Linked DNA regions of Homo sapiens: region 2 is linked to region 1. A link is a loop called in an ENCODE intact Hi-C map of the cell type or tissue named here. Cell type or tissue: gastrocnemius medialis. All regions are shown on one strand. Each heading gives the region's core, and the rest is flanking DNA. Links, peaks and the distances in the headings are about the cores only.

Region 1 (10,870 bases), core at 874-8,873:
TAACCACTCGCCAATTTCTGGAGTAGTCTTTCTGAGTTAATGAACTTTTTTTTTTTTTTTTTGAGATGGAGTCCCGCTCTATTGCACAGGCTGGAGTGCAGTGGCACGATCTCTGCTCACTGCATCCTCCGCCTCCCAGGTTCAAGCGATCCTCCTGCCTCAACACCCCAGTAGCTGGGATTACAGGCCTGCACCACCATGCCTGGCTAATTTTTGTATTTTTAGTAGAGATGGGGTTTCGCCCTGTTGGCCAGGCTGGTCTCAAACTCCTGACCTCAGGTGATCCACTTGCCTTGGCCTCCCAAAGTGCTGGGATTACAGGCATGAGCCACCATTTACATATCAAAAGTAGCAGGGAGGATTTAATTTTTTATAAATAAAATAATGTCTTAAAAACTTTCCTCCTCTTGGGCCAAGTTAATGTTACATGGATCAAATAACTCAAGATGAAGCACAAGAAAATCTACTGCTACCACCTCACTGTCCTTATCCACCTAGGCTCATTCCCAGATGATGGAAACAATGCACAGTTAAAGGAAATTAGAAAACGAAAAGCAGCTAGCTTCTTTCACCTATGACTGATGAGGGTAAGTTAATATTAGGATGGGAAGAGCATCTCAACCATGACTAGTTGCTACCATATTTACATCTTATCATTCCTTTCTTCATACTAGGTTTTCTTTGTTTATGTTAGTCAGTCAAAGAACAAATGTCTCCACCGTGCATTATGGATTAAGAGAGAATAGATTTTCCCGTTTTCCATTAAGGAATCCAAATTTTTTGGAGTAAATATTTGTTTTTCTTTTGTGCTGGGATTATAGGTGTGAGCCACTGTGCCTGGCTTTTTTACATTATTAAATGAAGAAAAATGAAGAAATGAAGAAAAATGGATGCCCTTTAAAGTTTTTTTTGGTTTAAGTTTTTAATTTTTTGTTGCTACCAAAGATTTTTTTAAAGATTAGGAAACAAAAAAGAAGGAACCAAATCAGGACTGTTGTAAGGTGGTTGCCTAATGATTTCTCATCAAAACTGTCACAAATTATCTTTGTTGATGAAAGGAATGAACAGGAGCATTGTCCTGGTGGAGAAGGACTCTCTGATGAAGCTTTCCTGGCTGTTTTTCTGCTAAAGCATTGGCTGACTTTCTCAAAACACCCTCATAATAAGATGTTGTCATTCTTTGGCTCTCCAGAAAGTCAACAGACAAAGTGCTTTGAGCATCCTAAAAAACTCTTGTGTTTGCTCTTGACTGATCCACTTTTGCTTTGACTACAGCACTTACGCCTCTTGGTAGCCATTGCTTTGATTGTGCTTTGTCTTTAGGATTATACTGGTAAAACCATATTTCATCTCCTGTTACAATTCTTCAAAGAAATGCTTCAGGATCTTGATCCCACTTGTTTAAAATTTACATCGAAAGCTCTGCTCTTTGCAGCTCATCTGGATGCAACCATTTTGGCACCAGTTGAGTGGAAAGTTTGCTCAATTTTAATTTATCAGCCAAAATTGTATAAACTGAACCAATTGAGATGTCTGTGGTATTGGCTATTGTTTCTGCTAATTGTCAATCCTCTTCAATTAGATCATTCTTTTTTCCTCTCAAATTGATATTGGTGGTCTGCCACGGTGGGCTTCATCTTCAACATCATCTCCTCCTTTATTTTTTTTCTTTTTTTGAGACAGAGTCTTACTACATTGCCCAAATTAGAGTATAGTGACTATTTACAGGTGTAACCATAGCACACTACAGCCTTGAACTCCTGGGCTCAAGTGATCCTCCTGTCTCAGCCTTCCAAGTAGCTGGGACTATAGGTGCGGACCACTGCATCTGGCTGATGTCTTAAAACAAGTTATTCATGTGTAAACTACTGATTTGTTTGGGGCATTGTCCCCATAAACTTTACACAAAGCATCAGTGATTTCACCATTCTTTCATCCAAGCTTCACCATAAATTTACCATTTGCTTTTGCTTCAATTTTAGCAGAATTCATGTTGCTTTATTAGGGGCTCTTTTCAAACTGATGTTTTATCCTTTTTAGTGCTTCAAACTAGATCCTGTTCAGACGTGTTATAACAAGTTAGTATGAGCTTTTTTTTTTTTTTTTTAAGATGGAGTGTCTCTCTGTCACCCAGGCTGGAGTGCGGTGGCACAGTCTCGGCTCACTGCAACCTCTACCTCCTGTGTTCAAGAGATTCTCCTGCCTCAGCCTCCTGAGTAGCTGGGCTTATAGGCACATGCTACCATGCCCAGCTAATTTTTGTATTTTTAGTAGAGATGGGGTTTCGCCATATTGGTCAGGCTGGAGTATGAGTTATTTTGATACAAAAAAACTCCCTTGAAATCCATGAATAATTTTTTCATAGAATGCATTTTCCACGAACTTGTTGAAGATACCATGTTTAAAGTTTATAATTATAGCTGGGCGTGGTAGTGTGCGCCTGTAGTCCGAGCTACACAGGAAGCTGAGGTAGGAGGCAATCACTTGAGCCCCAGAGGTCGAGGCTGCAGTGAGCCATAAAAGCACCACTGTGCTGCAGCCTGGGTGACAGAGAGAGACCCCGTCTCTAAAAATAATAATAATAATAAAGTTTATAATTATGATAGGTTGTAAATTACTACATTTTTTCCATACCAGCTTCCTAAAAGTTGTAGAAGTCTTAACTTAAAGGAAGGGGTGATGGCTGTTTGGAGACATCAAATAAGAAAAACGAAGGAAGCCGCCTTATTTAGTCTTGTAGAAATCTGGTGCAATTAGTGAGTTCTTTATGAATGGAGACTTCTCTGCTGTGGGTCTGATTTTTATACATTATCGGACTGATGGTTTTTGCCATAATGACAGGTTTCATATTTGTGTTTTTCCTGGAGAACATTCTAAACAAGATGTTCTTCTGAATACATCTTTAGAAGTGATGGAAGGGCCCTAGACTTCATTAATGTTTTATTATACATCTAACTTTAAGTTTGATTTTGTTCTTAGATGAGGTTCAGTAAACTACTGCTGATTGCTGACACTTTTTTTTTTTTTGAAGACAGGGTCTTACTGGGCGCGGTGGTTCACGCCTATAATCCCAGCACTTTGGGAGGCTGAGGCGGGTGGATCACCTGAGGTCAGGAGTTCGAGACCAGCCTGGCTAACATGGTGAAACCCTGTCTCTACTAAAAACACAAAAAAATTAGCTGGGCGTGGTGGTGGGCACCTGTAATCCCAGCTACTCAGGAGGCTGAGGCAAGAGTAATCACTTGAACCCGGGAGGCAGAGGTTGCCGTGAGCCGAGATCGTGCCATTGTTGCACTCCAGCCTGGGCAACAAGAGCGAAATTCCGTCTCAAAAAAAAAAAAGAAAAGACAGATTCTTTCCATGTCACCTAGGCTGGAGTGCAGTGGCACAATCATAGCTTACTGCAACATCTAACGTAACTCCTGGGCTCAAACGTTCCTCCTGCCTCAGGCTCCTGAATAGCTTGGACTACAGGTGCGCGTGCCTTGCTTATCCTTTTATTTTTATAGCGACAGTCAGACTGTGTTCCTCTGGCTGGTCTGGAACTCATGGCCTCAAGCGATCCTCCTGCCTTAGCCTCCCAAAGCACTGGGATTACAGGTGTGAGCCACCACACCCAGCCTAGTGCTCTCGATATGTTCTTACAACAGGCTTAGTTAGGCCAACCAGTGGAAGTTTATCAACCATTTTCTTGCCTCTAGATATAGAAGGGACGGTTGAGTAGGTTACACATAATAGAACTCTTTGAACAATGGTGTTTTATTTCCTTTAATTCTTACATGTCCACCCTAATTGTCTTCAACTTATAAAATGAGAAGTAAGAAAGCAGGGTTGCTTTTATGGCATTTATGACAAAGTAGGAAAATTGCTTTTTTCTCTAAGTATGATTTCTGCCTTCATGCCTGGCAACACAAGAACCCCCCGACCTTTATTCCTTTTCTTTGGATCTACTATACTCATTTCCTTTTGCACTTCAACTTATTCTTGCTTCTACAAGTATTTTATCTTAGCATTGCCTGTGTAAACCATCTAAATACCAATACCTAGAAATAAAATTGGTGTCAAACTCTTCTTCTAAAATGCCTATCACCTTGGGAAACAATTCTCAAATACTTTTTCAGGATATGTGTACTACTTGTTTTGCACCACGGCTGTAATAAGAAAAAAATAAAAAGAAAATTATGTACTTCCTGACTTTTTTCCTTAAAAAATGGTGTTTTCCTTAATTGTTCATTATCAGCATTATATGGCCCTATTTTCTAGGTGAGGGAGACAAAAGATAGAACCCTTTCTCTTAGATGTGAATGACGAAGCAAACATCTGTGACTCTTGTTCTTTCAGATGATCATCTAGCACAGTATTGACCCTCAGACACAAATAGCACATTTATGGAACAAGTCACTTAATTTTTCTGTTCTCTGTGTGATTAAATAGTTCTTCTTCTGAAGTCGAGAAAATGCTTTCTCCTCAACATTCCATAAGGCCTTTGAAGCTAAAAGCTTATTCCCATAGAATAAGAAGTTAACACAGGGCAATGGCCTGGCTAAGTTTTTTGCATTTTTAGTAAAGACAAGGTCTCACTGTGTTGCCTGGACTGGACTGGTTTTGAACTGCTGGGCTCAAGTGATCCTCCTGCCTTGACTTCCCATAGTGCTGGGATTACAGGTGGGAGACACCGTACCCTGCCACACACCAGCAGTCTGTTTTAACAAGCCATAATAGGTGACTCGGATACACATGCATGATTGAGAAACACTAATCCATGGAAAAGGGCCTAAGTGACAACTATTAATAGATACTGCAGAATTTCTCCTTAATACACTGGTATTTCTTTTGCAGAAAATTGCAACCAGCTTAATTGGCCAGTAGAGGGCAGTGTTGGCATGGGTCTGACAGCACCAGAGGGTTCCCTTGCATTGAGACCTGGCTGTTTTGCCCAAGGCTGACTCACAGCACACATGCCTTCTCAGGTTCTTGCTACTTCTCTGCCAAGCTGATTTGCCTGCTGTGGGAATCTGACATCTCCTGGGGAGAGGGAATCAACAAAATAAAGTAAATTTGAATATCTTTATATCTCAGAGAATGTGATTAGTTTCTAAAAAAAAAAAGTGTGCTATTTTCGATGCTGTGTGTATTTCACTGAGAAAGTTTTCATTTCATGAAATGGGGGTTCTCTGGGGAAGTCAGTCAGTGAGAAAACACATTATAGCATCTTTTGAATTAGGACTTTTCCAGTAATGTGCAGTATGATTAGGGTCCAGTATGTCTTATCTGGCAGGGAAATATACAAGCCTTTTTTCTACTTGTCAACCTTATTGTTTTTAGTGTTGTTACGTTGTTTTTATTCTCTCCTGGGCTTATATTTTTAGATTGTGAGGTGTTGTATGTATAGTAGAATCCAGCTTCTCTTCTTCCTTTCTAACCTCTTCTTGCTTTCATTTTATTTTATTCTAGTAAAGTTTCTTGATCAGCCTACAGTTATTCTATAGGTGGTTGATAGATAAATTTACAGTTGGTCAACATATAGTTAATAACAGTGAGAATAACAATAGCTAATAACAGTGAGAATAACAATTACTATTTAGCACTGTACAGTTGACATCCTGTATTACTGCATTTAGTCCCACTTCCCAGGTGAAGCTTAAGTATTAGAAATGAGAAGGTTGCATTTGATCATTTAGTTAATAATGACAGCACAACCTGAACCCAGATCTTCTAATCTCACTTTTATTTTTATTAAACAATTAAAACAATATTTTTTAAATAGAGATGTGGTCTTGCTATATTGCCCAGGTTGGTCTCAAACTCCTGGCCTCAAGCAGCCCTTCCGCCTAGGCCTCCCAAAGTGCTGGGATTACAGACATGAGCTACTGGATCTTCTCATTTTAAACCCCTGTTCTGGCTGGGCATGGTGGCTCATGCCTGTAATCCCCAGCACTTTGAGAGGCTGAAGCAGGCAGATCACGAAGTCAGGAGTTCGAGACCAGCCTGATCAACATGGTGAAATCTCATCTCTACTAAAAATACAAAAAATTAGCCAGGCGTGGTGGTGCTCACCAGTAATCCCAGCTACTCAGGGGGCTGGGGCAAGAGAGTCTTGAACCCAGAAGGTGGAGGTTGCAGTGAGCCAAGATCGTGCCACTGCATTCAAGCCTGGGCGACAGCGAGACTCCGTCTCAAAAAATAAATAAATAAAATAAACCCCTGTTCTTTCTGTGAAACTATACCTTTTTCATGAACACATACTTTCTACTTGATCTAGTATCTCACTGATAGTTTTTAAAAACTAAAAATCCATTTTTTAAATTCAAATAGAATTATTAGATGTATGTTCAGGAAATGTAAAAGAATCTTGCTTCATTTCAATACAGAGCACAAACTGAGGGACTCTGCCACTAATTCACATGAGTTTGTAAAATATTTCACTTTCCTAGACAACTGTTTCACATCTACTCTCTGAAACTTCTGGCACTTGCTCTCCTGTTCATATTCATAAGTCATATTCATAAATTAATTGGCTTAATCAGAACAGAACTTCCACATGGTCCCACCACATATTTCCTCCTCACCTATGTTCATCTATGCCCTTATTGTCTGCTCTTTTTCTGTTATGGGTGAACTGTTCATGCTGTCACTCAGGCCACTGCTGTCACAGTTACCTCTTCTGTCTCCTGCATCATCAGTTCTTTTCTTTCAATTGGGTCATTCACCAGCATCAAACATACTATAATTTTTTTATCATTAAAAAAAAAATCCTGTCTGAATCTCACATCCATCTCATCTATCTTTTTGCTTTGCTTTCTTTTTTTTTTTTTTTGAGACGGAGTCTTGCTATGTCACCCAGGCTGGAGTGCAGTGGCGCGATCTTGGCTCACTGCAAGCTCCGCCTCCCGGGTTCACGCCATTCTCCTGCCTCAGCCTCCTGAGTAGCTGGGACTACAGGCGTGTGCCGCCACGCCCGGCTAATTTTTTGTATTTTTAGTAGAGACGGGGTTTCACCGTGTTAGCCAGGATGGTCTCAATCTCCTGACCTCGTGATCCGCCCACCGTAGCCTCCCAAAGTGCTGGGATTACAGGCGTGAGCCACCGTGCCCGGCCTGCCTTCTTTTAAAGAGACGTTTCTACTACCTGTCACCAATTCCTTTCCTTCCATTTCCTCTTGAATTCACTCTCATCAGACTTTAACATATGCATGACCCCAAAACTTCTCTTACCTAAAGTATAAGGCCTTGATGTTGCCAAGGACAAATCCAGTATTACTCCAGGGGTTTTGCCTGAGCAACTGAAAGGAAAGAATTGCCATCATCTGAGATGGGGAAAGCTACAGAAGGAGTAGGATTTGAAGGGAAGAGAAGAAATTTAGCTTGGGATATGTTCACATTTAGTTACCTGCTAGTCATCGAAATGGAGAAGATGGATACACAGATAAGGAGTCCGGAGTTTGGAGGACGGTTCTGGGCTGGAGGTTGATGTTATATAAAGCTTTTGCTAGAGTTGTTGTTCTAAAATCCTTTAAGATTGGATTTAGATGTAACTTTCCAGAACATTCCCTGACTTCTGTTCCCTTTCCCTTCTAGACCTCCCACTACCCCCACACCCTGCCAGCCTTTCTTTTCATCTTCCTCTTGGTAAGTGCTTTTCTTCCCTGAACTTTCCTCTTTCCTCTGTGGTACTTGTAAGATCATAATTAAGCTATTTGTTATCTTACACTTATTAACATGCTCTAGCACAGGAATAATATTTTGTTTACTGCCATATTTCATGGAGAATGACACATTTAGCGAAAGCAGGATGGCACAGCATAATCAAAGTTTACTAGCGACCTCAAGTTTCTCAGGGTTAAGAAATCAAAGGTTACAGTGACAAGTGACCGGAGAGAATCATGGAGAAGCAGATCAAGTGAAATTATGAAGAATCTCATGGTTTGTGAGAAACTGAGGGCGCAGGGGTACTGAGAAACCTGGCCAGATCTGCATTAGAGACCACTGCTCTTGGCACATGATAGATGTGTAATCATTGCTTATTACACTGAATTGAAATGGTTTTTGTTTGTCAGTTTATTCAGGTTTGGGTTGTGTTAATGTACAGACTAACAAACAATTGTGTCTCCAAAATGGTAGATATTTATTTAGGGTAGGTGTACTTGGTCTAATCCTAAACCCTCTTAATAGTCTCATGATCATATTTAGGGAAGTTTATATATATGCATAAAAAATTAGTGTGACATTTTTGCAAAAATAGTTATTTTCTGACTTTGATTTGAAAACAGACTTTTATCTCATAACTAATAGTTCTTTTTGGGGAAAAAAAATATCGTACCAAAATGTATAGTTCATAATAATAGTACCCTAGTCTGAAAGAAGAGCAGGGGACCGGGACCCGGGGGCTCAAGCCTGTAATCTCAGCACTTGGGAGGCCGAGGCAGATGGATCACCTGAGGTCAGGAGTTTGAGACCAGCCTGGCCAACATGGCAAAACCCCGCCTCTACTAAAAATACAAAAATTAGCCAGGTGTGGTGGCATGCGCCTGTAATCCCGGCTGCTCAGGAGGCTGAGAAACGAGAATTGCTTGAACCCAGGAGGTGGAGGTTGCAGTGAGCTGAGATTGTGCCACTGCACTCCAGCCTGGGCGACAGAGTGACTCCATCTCAAAAAAAATACAAAAAAACCCCCCAAAAAACAAAAAACAAAGCAACAAAAAAACCACTTCATTGCTAAAAATATTCTGCAAGCAAGCCAGGATGGTGGTATGTACCTGTAGCCCTGCCCGAGCTACTTAATAGGAAGGAGGATTGCTTAAGCCTAGGAGTTTGAGTCCAGCCTGGGTAACATAGCAAGACCCCAAAGACCCCACCTCTTAAATAATATTCTGCAAGCAAATGACTTTGTTAAACTTCACACTGCAAGAACAGAGCCAAGAACCTACCATGTACCCTTTACTTGGATTTATCATTACTGTTTTGCACATTTGCTTTATCATTCTTGTTATATTTACATATAGTTCCTTCCCCTTGGATTATTTGAGAACAAACTGCAGAACTCACACCTCTTTCCCCGAAGAACTAGGCATTAGCACATTACAAGAATACGATGATAGAGATCAGAAGTTAAATGCTGATGAGATATTCCTGTCTAATCCACGAACCTTATTTCATTGTCATCAGTTGTCCCAACAGATTCAACACATTCCTTTCTCATTTTTTTCTTCTTGTCTGCAATTAAATCTGGAATCACGTTAGTTTTCATGTCTCTTCAGTCTTCTTTAATTGGAACAGTTCCTCAACTCTTCTTTGTCTTTCATGACCTTAATATTTTGAATAGTATGGGCAAGTTATTTTTTAGAAGTCCCCTAATTTGGGTTTGCCTGGCATTTCCTCATAATTAGATTCAAGTTCCACATTTTTGGCAGTAGTACTATGTAAATATGATGTGTCCTAAGTGCACCACATCAGGAAGCACATGATGTCACTAAATCACATTATTGGTGATAATAACTTTCATCACTTGTTAGTGTCTGCCTGTTTTCTTTACTGTAATTTTTTTCCAATTAAAAAAAAGCATTTATTTATTTAGAGACAGGGCCTTACTCTGTCACCCTAGCTGGAGTGCAGTGGCACAATCTTGGCTCCCTGCAGCCTTGACCTCCCCAGGCTCAAGCAGTCTTCCAGCCTCAGCCTCCCAAGTAGCTGGGACTGCAGGCATGCACCACCATGCCTGGTTAATTTTTTTTTTTGACAAAGTCTTGCTCTGTTGCCCAGACTGGAGTGCAGTGGCACCATCTTGGCTCACTGCAACCTCCGCCTCCCAGGTTCAGGTGATCCTCCTGCCTCAGCCTCCCGAGTAGCTGGGATTACAGGCATGCACCACCATGCCTGGCTAATTTTTGTATTTTTGGTAGAGATGGGGTTTCACCACGTTGGCCAGGCTGGTCTCAAACTCCTGACCTCAGGTGATTCACCCACCTCTGCCTCCCAAAGTGCTGGGATTACAGGCATGAGCCACCCCCCAGCCTAATTTTTATTTTTATTTTTTAATTTTTTTTAAGACGGGGTCTCACTTTGTCTCCCAGTCTGGAGGGCAGTGGCATGATCTCGGCTCACTGCAACCTCCGCCTTCTGGGTTCAAGTGATTCTCCTGCCTCAGCCTCCTGAGTAGCTGGGATTACAGGTGCGTGCCACCACACCTGGCTAATTTTTGTATCTTTATTAGAGACAGGTTTTCACCATATTGGCCAGGCTAGTCTCGAACTCCTGACCTCATGTGATCTGCCTGCCTCGGTCTCCCAAAGTGCTGAGCCACCACCCCTGGCCACCTGGTTAATTTGTGTATTTTTTTTTTTTTAATAGAGACAGGGTTTTGTGATGTTACCCAGGCTGGTCTTGAACTCCTGGGCTCAAGCCATCTGCTCTCCCCACCCTCCCAAAGTGCTAGGATTACAGGCATGAGCCACCACGCCCAGCCTCTTTACTGTAAAATTTATATTTTTCTCCTTGTAATGAATAAGTAATTTGTGAGGAGATATTTTGAGGCTATGTATGTATCCTGTATCTAATCCAACTTTCACCTACTATTTTAGTATCTAAGCAAATAGCTTTTGAATAATTTTCTGGTTTCCAAGCCAGTTGAAATGTGTTCTGCTGCATCTTATATGAAAGTCACATTTTATGAATCAGAAATTCCCTTTTGCACATTTTAGGTCAAAAATACCAGGGAGGCCGGGCATGGTGACTCACACTTGTAATCCTAGCTCTTTGGGAGGCAGAGGCGGGAAGAGTACTTGAAGCCAGGAGTTTGATACCAGCCCCAGCAACACAGCAAGACTGCATCTCTACAAAGAAAAAAAAAATAAAAAATTAACTGGGTGTGGTGG
Region 2 (10,870 bases), core at 1,219-9,218, 99 kb before region 1:
ATAAACATTCGTGAGGCTGGGTGCAGTGGCTCACACCTGTAATCCCAGCAGTTTGGGAAGCCGAGGGGGGCGGATCACCTGAGGTCAGGAGTTCAAGACCAGCCTGGCCAACATGGTGAAACCCCGTCTCTACTAAAAATATAAAAATCAGCCCGGTGTGGTTGCGCATGCCTATAATCCCAGCCACTTGGGAGGCTGAGGCAGGAGAATCGCTTGAACCTGGGAGGCGGAGTCTGTAGTGGGCCAAGATGGCACCACTGCACTCCAGCCTGGACAAAAAGAGCGAGACTCTGTCTCAAAAAAAAAAAAAAAAAATTGTGTGCAGGTTTTTGTGTAGACATAATTTTCTTTCTTTCTTTTTTTAGACTGAGTTTCGCTCTTGTTGCCCAGGCTGGAGTACAATGGCATGATCTTGGCTCACTGCAACCTCTGCCTCCTGGGTTCAAGCGATTCTCCTGCCTCAGCCTCCTGAGCCACTGGGATTACAGGTACCCGCCACCATGCCCAGCTAATTTTTGTTATTTTTAGCAGAGACAGGGTTTTGCCATGTTGGCCAGGCTGCTCTTGAACTCCTGACCTCAGGTGATCCACCTGCCTCGGCCTCCCAAAATGCTGGGACTACAAGCGTGAGCCACCGTGCCCTGCCTGTGTAGACATAAATTTTTGGCTCCTCTGAGTAAATACCAAGGAGGGCAATTGCTGGGTCATATGAGAGTACGTTTAGTTTTGTAAGAAGCTGCTGAACTGTCTTCCAAAGTTCTGTACCTTTCACATTCCCAGCAGCAATGCATGCGAGCTTCTATTGTTTCACATTCTTACTAGCACTTGGTGTTGTCAGTGTTCTGGCTTTTTTTTGTGAGATGGAGTCTTGCTCTGTCGCCCAGGCTGGAGTGCAGTGGCGCGATCTCGGCTCACTGTAAGCTCCGCCTCCTGGGTTCACACTATTCTCCTGCCTCAGCCTCCTGAGTAGCTGGGACTACAGGCGCCCGCCACCATGCCCGGCTAATTTTTTGTAATTTTAGTAGAGACGGGGTTTCACTGTGTTAGCCAAGATGGTCTCGATCTCCTGACCTCGTGATCCGCCTGCCTTGGCCCCCCAAAGTGCTGGGATTACAGGCGTAAGCCACCGCACCTGGCCAGTGTTCTGGCTTTTGCCCATTCTATTTAGTAGGTGTGTTGTGGTATCTCATTTTTGTAGGGTTTTTCTTTTCTATCTCATTTTCTTACTGATTATTGGTATATATGCTGTTATGCCTTTTTGTATATTAACTTTGTATCCAGTAACCTTGCTGAACTCTTTTTATTTTTGAGACGGAGTTTCAATCTTGTCGCCCAGCCTGTAGCGTAATGGCACGATGTTGGCTCACTGCAACCTCCGCCTCCCAGGTTCAAGTGATTTTCCTGCCTCAGCCTCCTGAGTAGCTGGGATTACAGGCTTAAGCCACCACACCTGGCTAATTTTTGTATTTTTAGTAGAGATGGGGTTTTACCATGTTGGTCAGGCTGGTCTCGAACCCCTGACCTCGACCTCCCAAAGTGCTGGGATTACAGGTATGAGCCACCATGCCTGGCCATGAACTCTTTTATTAGTCTTTCAAATTTTCGATGTGGAAAATCACATCTTTTTTTTTCTTTTTTTTGAGATGGGGTCTCACTCCATCACCCAGGCTGGAGTGCAGTGGTATGACCATGGTTCACTGTAGTCTCAACCTCCCCAGGCTCAGGTGATCCTCCCACCACAGCCTCCCACGTAGCTGGCACTATAGGTGCCCACCACCATCCCAGCTAATTTTTTTTTTTTTTTTGTATTTTTTGTAGAGACAGGGTTTCACTATGTTGCCCAGGCTGGTCTCAAACTTCTGAACTCAAGCAATCCTCCCACCTTGGCCTCCCAAAGTGCTGGGATTACAGGCGTGTGCCACTATGCCTGGTAGAAAATCATATTAATCATACATTAGGATAGGCAGAGGAAACAATATGAGGAGGGCCTTGACAAGAGAAAGTTCAAGAAACAGAGAAGGCAGATGATACTGGGCATAGTGAGAAAAAAGGCAGATGATGAGGCAAGACAGAGGCAGCATCATTGCACGAGGTCTTGAAATACATGTTTAGGATTCTGATGCAATGAAAAGCCATTGAAGGGGTTTAGGTTAAAACTGGAGGAAAGCCTCTAAGATAAGCTATTGGATTCTGCCAATGTTTGTGTCCTGGCCTACATTTTCATCAAAATTTGGATGAATAGACATAAAGCATGCTTTTAAAGGATAACTCAAATATAATCCTGAGATGGCTTATTGTGAACTTGTAAAGTCTCAAGAATACATCCTTAGACATGAGACTGAGTGCTTGCTAAGATCCTTTCCAACTTTGAGATGTTGAGGTTCTATGCTTTTCTTGTTTTTCTTTCTTTTTTATTACTGCTGCTTGTGGAGCAGGGCAATCCCATAGGCAGTATGCCCAGAATAGGTGGTTCTATGCTTTTCATCCTGGGCACCCTGGAACTGGAGGGAATGTTCTTTTCCACTGCAAGTGGGGAAATAGAATGAACCTGTACTTTGAGATGCAATCTGTTAGGGCAGATATATATATATATATATATTAGTTTTTAGTAGAGACGGGGTTTTACCTTGTTAGCCAGGATGGTCTTGATCTCCTGACCTCGTGATCTGCCCACCTTGGCCTCCCAAAGTGCTGGGATTACAGGCATGAGCCACCTCGCCTGGCCAGGCAGATCCATATTTATACAAATAACTATCACATATATGGTAAGTGTTGTAATAGGCATACAAGGGATGCAGGAGGATATTATGAATGGAAGGGGATGGTACAGAAGGTTGTGATATTTGGACTGAAGCAGGAGCAAGGGGAAGGCTTGAAAGAAACTATGGCAGGATACAGGAAAAAGAAAAAGGACTGAACCAGAACAGCATGTGTCAGTGGAGCTGTTTCTGAGGCAGGAGGAAAATCTGGTAGGTATGAGGGGAAAAGGAAGGGAATAACTGAGAATCACTCCTGGGTCTCTAGCTCTACACATAACATGGTGACTGTCTTAACTTAAAGAAGGCTGGGGTCCGGGTGCGGTGGCTCATGCCTGTAATCCCAGCACTTTGGGAGGCAGAGGTAGGAGGATAACTTGAGGGAATGAGTTCGAGACCAGCCTGGGCAACACAGTGAGAACCCATCTCTACAAAAAATTTAAAAAATTAGCCGAGTGTGGTGGCAGAAGCCTAAGGTCCCAGCTACTTGGGAGGCTGAGGTGGGAGGATCACTTGAGCCTGGGAGGTAGAGGCTGCAGCAAGCCATGACCGTACCACTGCACTCCAGTCTGGGCAACAGAGTGAGACCCTCCCACTGGGCTTAAGCGATCCTCCCACCTTGGCCTCCAAAATGCTGGGATTACAGCTGTGAGCCACTGCCTGGCCCTGGGGAAAAATAAATATTAAAGAAATTTCGGACCCTTCAGCCAGGCACGGTGGCTCATCCCTGTAATCCCAGCACTTTGGGAGGCTGAGGCGGGTGAATCACGAAGTCAGGAGTTCAAGACCAGCCTGGCCAAGATGGTGAAACCCTGTCTCTACTAAAAAAACAAAAATTAGCCAGGCACGGTGGCAGGCGCCTGCAATCCCAGCTACTTCGGAGGCTGAGGCAGAGAACTGCTCGAACCTGGGAGGCAGAGGTTGCAGTGAACTTAGATCGTGCCACTGCACTCCAGCCTGGGCGACAAAGGGAGACTCCGTCTCAAAAAAAAAAAACAAACAAAAAACAAAACACTTAGGGGCAGGCATGGTAGCTCACGCCTGTAAATCCTAGCACTTTGGGAAGCCGAGGCGGGCGGATTGCCTGAGTTCAGGAATTCGAGAACAGCCTGGGCAACACGGTGACACGTCTCTACTAAAATACAAAAAAAATTAGCTGGGCGTGGAAGCGTGCGCCTGTAGTCCCAGCTACTCGGGAAGCTGAGGCAGGAGAATTGCTTGAACCGGGGAGGCAGAGGTTGCAGTGAGCTGAGATTGTTCCACTGCACTCCACTCTGGGCGACAGAGCAAGACTCCATCTCAAAAAAACAAAAAACAAAAAACAAAAACACTTCGGACCCCAATTCACTATTCCAAAAGGAAAAAATTAAGTTGAAAGCTGAGTCATGCACAAACTGCCTTTCATTCCTAAGCAGACATACTTGACATAATACACAATTGACTATTCCCCTACCTGCTCCTTTTCTCTTGTTCCCTCCCTATTTTCCCTCCAGCCCACTTTTCCCCTTTAAATACTGAATTCCTCAAATTCATCTTTGGAGAAAGGCAGAGACCACAGACTGTTTCTGTGATTCTGTGTTTTTTCCTTTCAGGAATGTCCTTCACCTTGGCAAAATAAATTTCTAAATCAATTGAGACCTGTCTCAGATACTTCTTGGTTTACAGAAGGGATGGAAGATTCCAATACTTTTGAGTTTTCCTAGCCATCTAACTACAAAGGAGCTCAAAGCCAATTCTATTCCTGAAGTCTGGGACAGGAATATGCTGGCTACTCCAGGCAGCAGGAAGAATGATCAAAGTAACTTTAAAGCTCCCACCTGTGTGTTTTCCTACAACAGTAAGTTAAGGATTCTACAAAATCTGGGGCTTTGGAATGAAGTAATGTTAATTTCAACAGAAAAGGAAACCTATTTTTTTTATTTGAGACAGGGTCTCACTCTGTTGCCCAGGCTGGAGTGCAGTGGTGCGATCTCAGCTCACTGCAACCTCCGCCTCCCGGGTTCAAGCAATTCTCCTGCCTCACGTTCCGAAGTAACTGGGATTACAGGCACTTGCCACCACGCCCGGCTAATTTTTGTATTTTTAGTAGAGACGAAGTTTCACCATGTTGGTCAGGGTGGTCTCCAACTCCGGACCTCAAGTGCCTTCCAGAGTGCTGGGATTACAGGCGTGAGCCACCGCGCCCGGCCTCAATATTTCTTAGTTAACCAAATATACCCCAACTGTCATCAATTTTGTTATAATTAATTATCCCACTTGTAACCATTTAAAAATTATAGATGAGTTTTTTTTTTTTTTTCGGTACTAAGTCTTGGAAATTTGGTGTGTATTGTACACTTACAGCACATCTCAACTTGGGCCAGCCACGTTTCAGAGCTCACCAGCCACATGCGGCTCACGGGAGCGGAGCCCCGCCGAGGACCTGTGGCGTCCTCCCGCTCCTCTAAGGGTTCCTTCCAGAGCCCAGATGGCCCGCGACCTAGGCCCCGCCCCGCGCCCCTCCCAAGTTACATCACAGAGCCCACAGGCCCCACCCGCTGGTGGCCCGGTCCGCGTGTGCGCCGACTCTCGCACTCTCCTCGCTCCGGGCGCCCAGACTCTGAGAGAGAGCGACGGCCATCATAGAACAGCGAAGGCAGTCGATCGGCCTGCGGTCCGCTTCGGCATTCGCAGGCCGCAGGCGGGAGGCTAGAGCCCCCAGGCGCACCTCGCCCCAACCGCCCGCGGCTCGGGCAGCTCTGCAGAGACGTCGTGGCGGCAGGGCCAGCACCCATTGGTCCGCCACAGCCCTCCGCCCTCCCCCTCGCCACGCTTATTGGCCGGAGCGGCGGCGCTCGCCGGGTAGGCGGTGGCGGCGTCCCTCCCTTGCGCCGGCCCTCAAGAGGCGACGAGGAAGCGGCCGCCTCCCTGCGCCCCGCCCCTCCGGCTAGCTCGCTGGCTCCCGGCTCCTCCCGACGTCTCCTACCTCCTCACGGCTCTTCCCGGCGCTCTCCTGGCTCCCTTCTGCCCCAGCTCCGTCTCGGCGGCGGCGGGTAGGTGCAGCCGCAGGCGGGGTCCGATTGGAGGGGCGGCCTCCTCACTGTCCCGGGGCTGCCCGAGCCTTGCCCTGCGGCAGCTGGGTACCCCACGGGGCCCGCCCGAGGCGTGGAAGGGCGGTGGCCGCCGGCCTGCGAGACGCGGGGGCGTCCGAGGGAGGGGGCCAGGCGGGGGGCTGGCGGCTTTGACCTTCGGAGTCTTTGAGGCGCGATCTAGGGGGGTCTTTGGAGTGAGGGGGGCTGAGAGGTCCAGCTTTTGAGGGTCGGGGCGGTGGGGCCGAGCGACATGCCTTGGGCTCTGGATGGGGCTGAGCCGCGGAGCGAGGGTCGGCCGCAGTCTGGGGCCCTGGGTGGGGTTCGGAGGTGTAGGAGAACTCAGGGGTCGTTTTCTGAGGCTTTGTGGGGGTCAGTTGATGTGAGGCTGAGGTGAGCCTTAGTATGTCCAGTCAGGGATTATGGGTGGGGCTGAGGGGTGGTCTGGAGAACCGGGCCCTAGGCGGGGCTCTTCCCCCTTGCAAAGGCCCCGACACTGTGTGGGGACTAAAGCGTGTGTCTGGCAGTGGGAGTGCGAAAGGGTCACATTAGGGTGGGGGTGGGGAGGGTACAGGGACTAGGAGAGGCAGTTGGAAACATTACCCAGAACAGAGATTGTGATTTAGCACATGGAACAAGTTCTCCGCCGGTGTGAGTTAGATCCCTTTGGTGAAATTGTCCTGTGGAGGAGTTGTGAGGGTTTTGCTCACTTCCAGGAACGGGTAAATTAAATGCATTTGCTGCTTTGGGGAAGAGGCAGTGATTGATTACCTTTAGGTTTGTGCTTTAGGACCCAAGCTCGGATGAAATACGTGTTCCTCGCGAAGGTTAGTGTTACCCAGCTTTCTACTGGAAACCCCCTTTTCTCCTTTGCCTTCTCTGGTCCTGTTACAGTATTGCTCCCCAGGGCCTCTCGATTCTCTCTCCCTGGTTGCATAGCATTGCAGTGTTTCTTGCAGTGTGTGTGTGTGTGTGTGTGTGTGTGTGTGTGCGCGTGCGTGTGTGTGCGCGTGCGTGTGTATGTGTGTGTGCGCGCGCGCGCGTCTCCCGCCCATTTCCCTGCTGCTGTGCTTTTGGCAACTGCCTCTGCTCTTTCCCAGGGATGGTTGTGGCATTGCATCAGGGGATATTTGTGCTTGTAATTTGCTCACTCAGCCCAGGAGGAGGGTGAATAGTATGCTGTAGAGATGGGGGGCGGGGGCAGGGTGCCGTCAGCTTGGCTGGGTAGACAGAGAAATGGGTGTGGTGAGGGAATACAGCTGCTCTAGGCCTTTGGGGTAACACTGCCCAGTCATCAGCCCAAAGAGATTCAAAGAGCACCACCAGCAGCTATTTTTATAAATCAATCCTGAATCCAAGCTGAGCACATGGATTTAGAGTGAACAGTTGTCATGCTCTATTACAAGCTGGGTGTTTGGTAGACAACATTAAAGTTGCTAAGCAGGAGACTCCCATCTGTACTGTGCAGTGTGTACTTTACTTGCAACTTTTAAACTTTGCTTTTCTCAACTCCAAAGATTGGGACATCTCTCTTCAGGCTGTGTCTTTTAAATTAACGTAGTTTGCTGATCCGTACTACTACTTTTCAAATGAAATGTTTTCACCTCAGTTACACACTTCCTTTCAAATTTAGCTTCAAAATAATAAAGCTGTCACTTTTTGAGCACTTGCCATCTCCCAGGCACTAGCTATGTTTGTTAACAGATGAGGAAATTGAGACTGATGGGAAGAAGAGGTCACACAGATAGTTAAGTGGCAAAAATGGTATCCAACCAAACCAAGGTCTCTCCAACCCCCACATAGTAGTTCAGAAACTTCAGAATTTTGGTTTACATTGGGATGATTCAAGTGCTTGAGAATTTATTCATGCAAAGTAAACAAACTCACCAGAGACTGATAAACCAGATACCAGTTAATGCATGTTGGAAGTATTAAGTGCCATGTGCACAATTGGATTTAATTGTCCACTGACCAGGACACCTCCATTGTTCTGGGCTGCCTAATCAGTAATAAAAAGGTAGTTGATTATGGAATTGGAAAGGCACTAGATATTCTTAGTGGGTATTTTTTAAATTTAAATTTTATTTATTTATTTATTTTTGAGACAGGGTCTTGCTCTGTCGCCCAGGCTGGACAGTGGCAGGATCTCGGCTCACTGCAGACTCTACCTCCGGAGTTCAAGCAGTTCTCCTGCCACAGCCTCCGGAGTAGCTGGGATTATAGGCATGTGCCACCACACTCGGCTGATTTTTGTATTTTTAGTAGAGACGGGGTTTCGCCACGTTGGACAGACTGGTCTCAAACTCCTGACCTCAAGTGATCCGCCTGCTTTGGCCTCCCAAAGTGCCCTGGGATTACAGGTGCAAGCCACCATGCCCGGCCATTTATTTTTATTTTATTCTATTTTATTTTTTAAGATGGAGTCTCGCTGTGTCATCCAGGCTGGAGTGCAGTGGCATGATCTTGGCTCACTGCAACCTCTGCCTCCCAGGTTCAAGTGATTCTCCTGCCTCAGCTTCCTGATAGCTGGGATTATAGGCACCCACCACCACACCTGGCTAATTTGTGTGTGTGTGTGTGTGTGAGTGTGTGTATATACGTGCACACACATACATATATACATACACATATACATATATATACACACATACATACATATACACACACATATATATATATTTTTTTGAGATGGAGTCTTACTCTGTTGCCCAGGCTGGAGTGCAGTGGCACGATCTCAGCTCACTGCAACCTTCGCCTCCTGGGTTCAAGTGATTCTCCTGCCTCAGCCTCCCTAGTGGCTGGAACTACAGGCACGTGCCACCACGCCTGGCTAATTTTTTGTATTTTTAGTAGAGACAGGGTTTCACTGTGTTAGGGTGGTCTCTATCTCCTGACCTCGTGTTCCGCCTGCCTCGGCCTCCCAAAGTCCTGGGATTACAGGCGTGAGCCACCGCGCCTGGCTAATTTTTGAATTTTTAGTAAAGATGGGGTTTCACCATGTTGGCCAGGCTGGTCTTGAACTCCTGACCTCAGATGATCCACCTACCTCGGCCTCCCAGAGTGTTGGGATTACAGGCATGAGCCATCACGCCTGGCCTTACGGGTATTTTAATCAAGGAACAAAAGTCTAGTGAGTCTCCCTTTCCCCAGTGTAAAAACACATACAGTGCTGGAGGATGTCTTAACACATTTTCCTACTCTGTCTCACTTGTTTTTTAAGTAGTCTCTTCAAATATTTGTCATTCCAGCATCCCTTTGTTAAAATTTTCAAATTTACAAATACATTTATATTACCTATTAAAAAGTCATTTTCCATTGTTTGCTGACAGTGAAGGAAGCACCTGGATTTTCTTATATATAGGCGGCTTAGCTTTAGTCAGAGAGTAGATTCTTCCTAATCTCATAGTGTCTTGTTCTTCCTAATCTCATAGTGTCTTGTTCTTTCCTAATCTTGTTTCTGAATTTGGTGATCAATCCTTTGGCTCTGTAAACTTTTGCTCTTGACAGTTTTTGGAATCACTTTGCTTTTTTTTTTTTTTTTTTTTAAAGATTAAGCGTGAGTAGTTGCTATGTAGCTTTTAGATTTCCTTAAGATGTGAGAAAATCTGAGAGGAACATTTTGACCCAGTGGAAGGCATCTTGGCAGTTCATGTATATAGTCAATTTGAAAAGGAAACCAAGTAAGTATCAGTGATTTCACTTTGTCTTTCTAAACAGCACTTTTAGAACCAGGTTATTGTAGACTTATTGCTAGGAGTGAGTGGGTTGAGAACAATTAAGGTTAAGAAGGGGGATTGTAGGGCTGGGTGGCTCATGCCTGTAATTCCAGCACTTTGGGAGCCTGAGGCGGAGGATTGCTTGAGGCCAGAAGTTTGATACCAGCCTGGATAACATAGTGAGACCCTGTCTCCATTAAAAAAAAAACAAAAACAACTTAGTCGGTCCCCAGATAATTTTAGTGTACAGCAAAACAACAAAAACAACAACAACAAACTTAGCTAGGTGTGGTGGCATGTGTCTATAGTCCCAGCTACTCTGGAGGCTGGGGTGGGAGGATCACTGGAGCCCAGGAGTTCAAGGCTCCAGTGATATGATTGTGCCACTGCACTTCAGCCTTGCTGAAAGAGCCAGACCTGCTCACCCCTGCAAAAAAAAAAAAAAGGGGTAATAAAGCACACTGATACATATAGGGGATCATATTCATCATACTCATCTACCATTTTAGAGCTCCTAGGCCAGTCTTTAAATGCAGACCTTATGGTGAACTATTTTGGATGTCATTAACATTTTAAGGTTGAAAGTCAACACAATTACTTTCGTGATTCTTTTTCCTTTTTTTTTTTTTTTTTTAGAGATGAGATCATGTTCTGTCAGCAGTGGGGGAGATCATAGCTCACTGCAGCCTTGAACTTCTGGCCTCAAGTGATCCTCCTGCCTCAGCCTCCCCAGTAGTTCAGACTGTGTATGTGCACCATCACACCTGGCTAACTTTTGTGATTCTTGTTCTTATTCTTTTTTTTTTTTTTTTGAGACTGAGTCTCGCTGTATTCCCAGGCTGGAGTACAGTGGCGCGATCTCAGCTCACCACAACCTCCACCTCCCGGGTTCAAGCAATTCTCCTGCCTCAGCCTCCTGAGTAGCTGGGATTACAGGCACTCCCGCTGCGACCAGCTATTGTGATTATTTATAGGTTAAAAAAGTTAATCTTCTTGGCTTGGGCATGATGGCTCATGCCTGTAATCCCAGCACTTTGGGAGGCCGAGGCAGGGGGATCACTTGAGGTCAGGAGTTCGAGACCAGCCTGGCCAACATGGTGAAACCCTGTCTCTACTAAAATACAAAAATTAGCTGGCATGGTGGCAAGCGCCTGTAATCCCAGCTACTCGCGAGGCTGAGACAGGAGAATCACTTGAATCTGGGAGGCACAGGTTGCAGGGAGCCAAGATCACGCCACTGCACTCCAGCCTGGGCAACAAGAGTGGAACTCCATCTCAAAAAAAAAAAGTTAATCTTACTGTAAACTAATATTTTATTAGTTTGCATATA

What was found. Peaks named below come from ENCODE experiments on the same cell type or tissue, not always from the same donor. Only the 100,000 strongest peaks of a DNase experiment are listed, where the experiment ranks them.
Region 2: a loop joins it to region 1, with 4 times the contacts of the local background. A loop is called at or near these places in 19 of 110 quality-filtered maps.

What each region holds. Positions count from the first base shown.
Region 1 is chr3:47,984,141-47,995,010 of GRCh38, reverse strand. All of the region lies in intron 2 of MAP4 (microtubule associated protein 4), which reads left to right. Among named protein-coding and RNA genes, the nearest start is that of MAP4, 27 kb to the left of the region's middle. In gastrocnemius medialis, for the core only: a CTCF peak has its summit at 4,857 (motif pointing right); a DNase peak (open chromatin) is centred at 4,910; H3K4me3 peaks cover 334 bases; H3K27ac peaks cover 7,063 bases.
Region 2 is chr3:48,083,691-48,094,560 of GRCh38, reverse strand. It overlaps a transcript of MAP4 not described here. Among named protein-coding and RNA genes, the nearest start is that of MAP4, 73 kb to the right of the region's middle. RefSeq lists enhancers at 5,046-5,095, 5,156-5,225 and silencers at 5,446-6,015, 6,656-6,775, 6,866-6,915. In gastrocnemius medialis, for the core only: no CTCF peak of the experiment used is centred there; DNase peaks (open chromatin) are centred at 5,240, 5,580, 6,230, 6,980 and 1 weaker place; H3K4me3 peaks cover 4,199 bases; H3K27ac peaks cover 5,090 bases.